2 separate regions of the Homo sapiens genome follow, and region 1 is linked to region 2. Evidence: chromatin contacts called from ENCODE Hi-C or POLR2A ChIA-PET data. All regions are on one chromosome and are shown on one strand. Each heading gives the region's core, a stretch centred on a gene start or an enhancer-like site at or near the end of the contact. The rest is flanking DNA. Distances are from core to core; before and after follow the strand shown. Region 1 holds the start of NHSL1 (NHS like 1). Region 2 overlaps ARFGEF3 (ARFGEF family member 3).

Region 1 (3,557 bases), core at 703-3,202, 190 kb before region 2:
CACCCTCAAACCCCCTTTTATGTTGCTTAACTTTTTTATTTTGTCTGTTGCACTCAACTCCTTCTAATATACCACAAAATTGTAGTTCAGTGTCAAATAATTTAAGCTCCATGAGGGCAGGGATCTCACCTATTTTGTCCAATGATGTATCCCAATGAAATGAAAGAGTAGCAGTTAGCATCGGTGCCTGGTATTTATCTTTCTGATGAACGAATCTATATTCAGATGCCATTGTTGAGCACATGGAAAGCTACATGCTATGGAGGGTTGAGCATAATCAGAGTTTCTTGAAAGAACAATTTCTGTTTTCACTGGACATTTGCATGGTGACACTTAACCTCAAACACTTGTGGATTGTGCATATGAGTGTTTTTGCCCACAACTCTCCTTGTGTCTAATGCAATGAGCAGAGCGAGGTCACTCTTGCAGATAAATTTGTTTTCCAAAGGGGAACTTTGCCCGCTAATTTAAGGCAGCCACATAATCTGACTTACAGGCTCAGTCGTTTCTCATTTGCCATCTGGCAATTTAATTACTTTAAAATAAAGCTATATATAAAATGAAATAACACAAATTGGAAATCTGTGATAATATGTATGATAAGATGGTAACGTTTCTATGTGTTCTTTTGTTTTGTTGTTGTTGAAAAAATAAAGGGCATAAAAAGACCTGAGAAGGAATCATTTCAAAGCTTTCCCCTATGTGTTCTTTTGTTTTGTTGTTGTTGAAAAAATAAAGGGCATAAAAAGACCTGAGAAGGAATCATTTCAAAGCTTTCCCTAGACAGAGCCCCTTATATAAATTTTATTCTTTGACTAAGAGCCTTTGTTATAAACTAAATGTTTTGAATTAGTGGATTATTACATTTTTCCATTGAGTTATAAGTCTGGCCCAAAGCTATGAAATAAGAGGTTGTCTAAATTGTTTCAAAAGTGTTTGGCCATGAAGTGGAACTGGGCTGAGATGTGAGGAAGATTCTTTTCCTTTTTCCGTTGTCATAGTATTTCCGGATCTATATTCTCCTCTTTTTTCCTATCCCTTTACCCCTGGAATATGTTTTTTCAGTGCCTTCTTATACTCTGTTTCTGATTTCTCTGTCTCTACTTGTGCTTCCCTAGTTCTCTGTGGTTAATTGCCAATGGGCAAAAGAACCAGCACTCTGGATGGTAGATTCAAGTTAAAGAGTAACTCAGATAATGTTTGTTTGAGACAACATTGAGGGAAGGGCGATTATGGAATTCTGAAAACCAGGAGCCTAAGTGACAATTACATATAAAATAAAGATTAAAATGATTAGGGTACTTTATCTAATTTATCATTTGGAGTGGGGAAGTTGTATTTTTTTTGGTGGATTTTTTTTTTTCTTGATTGTTGTGGCAGCTAGATGCAAATAAGATCATGCTTTGGAACACACAATGCTGATTCTCAATCACTGGCAAAGAAGGGTGAGAAGACAGAGCATCCTAATTTGCACAAAAATGCAACCAAGTCATCATTTGCAGCTCCTTGGAGATTCTATTCTAAAGTTTTACTGCTTGTACAAGTTCCTTTGGTATCGGAGGCAGAGCCTGGGGCGTGGTTGGGAAACAATAGTTTGGTTTTTTTCCCCCCTAAATCAGTTCAAATCCCATATACCCTGAATTAACTGGAATTGCTGTCAGACTTGGCAGCTCCTGTAAAAGATCTGGGTGTTCATAGGGGCCTAATGAAATGGGGAACACATTTGTTTCATCTTGACTTCCGTAGAGGAAAGTCTGCACTATTTTTGTGGGCTCAGAGAGGAGGAACTTCTGATCTGTTGGAGAGAAAACTGAATGAATGGGCACTGAGGCAGAAAGCCTGATGTGGCTGTCATGCAAATAAGAACCGTGATTGGCTTTCTCTTTCTTTCAGCGCACGATGTCACTGGCTGCTCTCAGCCTTAAAGATTAGGTTTCAGTAGGAGTTTTTCAGGTTCAAGGACTGTTAATGGTTTGTAACTGCCTGACAATAAACTCAACCTCAGTTACATCAGCCTGGGCAGATGTCTAAGGATATGAGACCGGGGGAAGAAAAAGTTAGAATCTGTAGCAGAAGGACGAAGCTTGCCACCTGCCTACTGGGCTGAGCTTTTAATGTGATTTACATTTCTAAGCTCTATGTAGGTGCCCTGGAAATGGTGGTCTTCATTAATGCAAAGATTAAGTCTTTAATTAAACTTTTTAAGAAGAAAAGTAAGTAGTTCCTTTTCTCTCTACTACCTATTGTGTGCATATGTTTCCATATGTGTATATGTCCCTGTGTGTCTGTGTGTGTGTGTGTGTGTGTGTGTCCATGTGTGTGTTTTAGGTCCTTCGTTCTTTTGTGTGAAGAAATTAGAGTGTGAAACAGCGTAATAGGCATGAGTTAAACTCTACTCTATACCAGGTTGTTTAAATACCTCAGACTTTTGTAACTCTAGGACAGTATTATGTGATCTTAGCATGTCTTATTTATTTATGATTGGGGTTTTAAGTGAATTCACTTCTTCTGTGCTTTTCAAAAGAAGTCCTTTGAAGAGGGGGGAAATTCTTGTACTTAATTTATGTTTCCCTTGATATCAAGTGTATGATTTTTTGATTCTTTGGATAAATATGCAGCTGAGGTAAGGGAGCCTCTGTGTAATGTATCACATATTTCTGGTGGAGATAATCCCCTGAAACTCCCTGGCACTCTTTGTTGTGTATTTAAGAGCTCGAGCACAAACTGTCTAGACTGATCAGTGATTGTTGTAAGGTACAGAACTTTTGTGATGTGGCTTTATTGTGTACTTACCATTGACTTACATTTCTTTAATGTAGGTGCTTCTTCATTCTCTTGAAAATAATAATTTTTATAACTACTTGGCTTTGTTTTTACATAGTCGGTGGTTTATTTTATTTTAGTTTAGTTTAGTGTTTGGACCAGTGACTTATACTGGATAAATGAACATGGGTAGGGGCATTGGTAAGAGGAGCTTTGGAGAAAGCTACAAAGAGCAGCACGGTGGGCTGATTTTCTGCAGCTCCTTGCTAAAGGCTGCCTTTGGATGAACAGATTAAAAGTGGCCCTGGCGAGAGTGAGGAACACGAGGGGAAGAGACTTTTTCATAGGAGCCAGTTGGTAGCTGTGCAGTGGGGCCGATGGTGCGATTGATGGTGCAGACACGAATGCCATTACTTGGATTTGATTTGAAATTGTCGAATAGGAAAAGTTTCCATTTTCAATAGTTTCTAACTCTGAAGTATGGTAACTCAGTCTTTAAAATAAATGGACATCAGCACAAAACACTGTGATGAACTCTGGCTACACTTTGGGGGGACATATGGTGAGTTTGGCCCAATGCTAGATTCTTCTGAAACACAAATGAGGGTTAAGTCAGGTCTTTGTGGATTTTGTGTATTAAGATTGATAGTTGTATGCACCATGCAAAACATTTGCTCAACAAGAGTTTACATGAAATACTAGGTGCCAAATTCACATACTGCTTTTGTCAAATACTAAGCAGAAAGCACAATGGACATTTCTGTTTTTAACTTGATATCTAGTTCTCAATGTTT
Region 2 (3,521 bases), core at 683-3,182:
ATACTGTCTTTATTGCAACCGCTCAACTCTGCCTGGTAGTATGGAAGCAGCCATCGACAAATGAACATGGCTATGTTTTAATAAAACTGTATTTATAAAAACTGTGGGCCATAGCTTGCCAAATCCTGGTTTAGATGAACACATTTTATAATATAAAAACACAGACCAGGTCAAATTCATGTTGAAATAAGCAGGTGGGAATTAACAATAAATTCATTTCCTATCCACGATTACAGCAGGCGTCCCAAAATTTAGACTGTGGCCGCTGTGTATTTGAACGCATCCAAGTCTATGTGAATGGCACTCCCTGGAGCCAGGCAGGACACAGGCACCATGACTATACAAGGGGCTCTGCCTTTTCCACTGATCCCAGGCCCCAAACAAATAATTCCACTTTAGAATTCACAGAAGAAAACACAGGCTGTTTTCAATGTCCTCTATGTGATGGTTTATTTTAGATGTCAACTTGGCTGGATTAGGGGAGACCCAGATCACTGATAGAGCATGATTTCTGGGTGTGTCTGTGAGGTTGGTTCTGGAAGAGGCTGGCATTTGAATCAGACTGAGTAAGGGAGCTCCACCCTCACCCAGTGTAGGCAGACACCATCTAATCAGCCAAGGCCCAGGAGAACAAAAGGCAGAGAAAAGGAGAATTCTCTGTGTCTCTGTCTCTGGAGCTGGGATATCCTTCTCTTGTCTTAGAACTACAGGTTCTCGAGCCTCTGGCTTTGGATTAAGAGTTACACCATCAGTGCCCCTCATTCTGAGGCCTTTGAACTTGAACTGAGCCATGTTATCGGCTTCCTTGGTTTTCCAGCTTGCAGATGGTCTATCGTGGGACTTCTCAGCCTCCATAATTGTAGGAATGTTCTAAGATTTCCAACCTTAGATTAGTCAATATTATATTAAATAATTGCCCTTATGCAGAAACCTATTCTCAGTGTCATATGATTAGCAGCTTGAGTTTGATTTCCCAACTTTTTAGCAAAAGTTAAGAATTCCTCCTACCCCAGGCTTAATTAATTATAAAATATATTTTCTAAGTATAGAAGTCCCCCTTCTTGAAAGCCTCGTGTATTTCAGAAACTACCCAGATGATTTTATACTTAATTTAGAAACACCTTAACAAAATATATTCTCACTATACAACATGACCTGCAATAGGAGATTTTTATATAGCACAGGTTTATGTAGGGTGAAATGAAAGGGAAGGACACTTAGTTAAACCAAAAGGTTTAGAAGAAACTTAAAATTTTGAGAGTTTCCATAGAGTGTGATTAGACCTGGAGCCCGAGAACCTTTTACAAAGGGAAAATACAAGGTTGATATTATTCTTTGACAATAAAGTTAGTATAAAATAATAAATAAATAGATTAAAAATATGCTATAAGATATTCCATGAATACAATGAAAAGTATCAACCTTACACAAAATTCAAGCTTCTTTCACAGTAAGTTTTTGCTTTTGAGTACACAACACCACCATCTGCTTGTACCCCAGGATGCGTGCTTGTTCCAGACAGTCAGTAGGCCCTGTCTCCAGCCACAGAGCCACCCTGGAAAGGGTCCTCAGCAGTTACAAGGCATGAGAGAAGGGTTCTGCTTACCCAGTCCTTTGACAAACTTCATAAGGCACATGATGTAGCTAGTGGCTGCATTAGCAAAGACCTGGATGTTGTCAGTATTGAGAAAAGCTTCAAATACATCAAACACTGGAGCTTGGCCTTTTCCTAAGGGAGGAAGATTATAGAATTGTAAGAAAGTAAGTTTCTGCCCTCGGGTTTGCCAGGGTTGCCCATATTCCCAGCACGTTCCACTGAGACAGATCTTGAGAAAGATCTACTGGGGAGATGCCTGGGTTTTTTATTGGGCCATTGGCTTGGCTCCAGCATGGTGCTCAGCTCTGCCGGCAGGGGAGCAGCTCGGCAGAGAGATGAGGGCTGAGCTGGCCGAGTGCAGAGCTGAGGCAATGTGCTGGTCTATAGAGCAGGGAACCATGTGGCCTCTGGAATGCTCCTGCACAGGTATTTGTAGATTATCTACAGGGCACAGCAGGGCAGGTTTAGATAGACCTTTGGTGGCATATATGAGTTTCTTTATATCTATGCAGAAAAAGAGCACAGAAGGCCTGAGACCACTTTTCTTTTAGAAAGCTTGCTTGCAAAATTGGCCTTTGGCGGGTGTCTGGGAACTCAGCTCTCAGAGTACTCCCAGGCCACAGTTAACTGATAAGAGTAGTTCACCGTGCCTAGACTGTTCATACAAACCATACGGTTTATGGTGAACACCTGCTTTCCTGTTGGGAGTCTGGGATTTTGGTAATGTGCTAGGCAAAGGGTATGTAAGTGGCCAGTCCCCAGCTAGATCTCTAATGGGCTTCAACAGGCAGAAACATTGCAAACATGTTGCTGTGTTTTCACTGCTGGGGGAAGAATGTCTTCTGTGTGATCCCTCCTGGGAGGGCGAGAGCACAGGGAAGCTGGTGCATAGATTCTTCCAGACTCTGTCTGTGTCATAACCTGTTGTGTCCTTCCTACGTTGCTAAAACTTAGTCACGAGCTGTGTAATAAATCTCAACATAACTATATGCTGGGTCCCATGAGTCTTTCTGGTGGGTTTCTGAGTTTAGGGGTGGTCTTGGGAACCTCTGAGACAACACCCCTGGGCCCTGGGCATGCTTTATGGGTACCCATCCATTTCCAGCAGACCGAATCTCCCTAATTCTGGTTACTCTGTGTTATGATACTTTTCTGCTTCTTACTAGCAAATGGATAACATTTTTCTTTTTGGCTTTAGACGTGAACTCAACACAGCAATGTGTAAGTGAAACAACAGAAGTCTCTCAGCCTTATTGTCCAATTGTCAGCAAGAACAGGGCCTGACAATGCTCAGGGCTCTCAGCCTGCTGGCAGAACTCAGGACTCATGTTCCTGCTACACCACATTCTTTCCTGCTGATAAAACATGGCTGACAATCTGTCTTCCCTATTGTTCAATTTTTTTTTTTTAATAGCATGAAACTTGGCACAGAGAATTAATGCTGAATAGCAAGAATCATCCAAACATTCTTACCCATGGAGTAGTCACCAACCAGGTACTCCTTCATCTCTGACTTGTTCCCGCCATGCACTGTTTCCAGGGCACTGAACAAGGGTCTCCATCCCGACTGGATCTGCGTGGAACACACTTCAACCAGCTCACCAATGGATGTGACAACCTGGTAGAGGCAAAGCAAGTGGCACTTAAAGCCCTCTCCTTAAAAGGAGCAGAATTTCTGGGAAGGGTGATGTATTTCTCTGTCCCCTATTTTGGAGTTAATTTTAGTGAAAAGGAAAAACCAGAATAGACAAACTCACTCAAAAATCTTCTGAATAATCAGCCGTATTGTATTAATTTGCATTTCACTAATGACTAATGCTGCAAAGCAACTTTTCACATCTTATTAGCCAAATATTTTGTTGTTTTTAAAAATTGGGTTCATGTCTTCTTGTTATTTTCTTTTTTTTTTTTTTTTTTAGAGTTC

The links. Hi-C counts contacts between places; a loop is a spot of excess contacts on that map. ChIA-PET counts read pairs that join two places held with the same protein, here RNA polymerase II (POLR2A). Pooled maps may share reads with other maps.
Region 1: a map of GM12878 shows a loop between it and region 2 (2.1-fold over the local background). The contact joins the promoter of NHSL1 here to the enhancer-like site in region 2. A Hi-C loop is called at or near these places in 3 of 168 maps with a recorded cell type or tissue (GM12878, cardiac septum and naive thymus-derived CD4-positive, alpha-beta T cell), 2 of 37 single-sample maps with no recorded cell type and 5 of 50 pooled maps. POLR2A ChIA-PET finds 5 or more read pairs at or near these places in 2 of 52 experiments (GM10248 and activated T-cell).

The regions. Positions count from the first base shown.
Region 1 is chr6:138,497,889-138,501,445 of GRCh38, reverse strand. NHSL1 (NHS like 1) reads left to right here and starts at 1,952. Exons shown (of 8, transcript NM_001144060.2): 1 at 1,952-2,213. The coding sequence starts at 2,156.
Region 2 is chr6:138,306,947-138,310,467 of GRCh38, reverse strand. ARFGEF3 (ARFGEF family member 3) reads right to left here. Exons shown (of 34, transcript NM_020340.5): 23 at 3,071-3,215; 24 at 1,607-1,729. Among named protein-coding and RNA genes, the nearest start is that of SMIM28, 69 kb to the left of the region's middle. Within about 2 kb of position 1,932, at least 4 of the 41 ENCODE cell types and tissues checked have a DNase peak (open chromatin) inside an H3K27ac peak, as active enhancers do.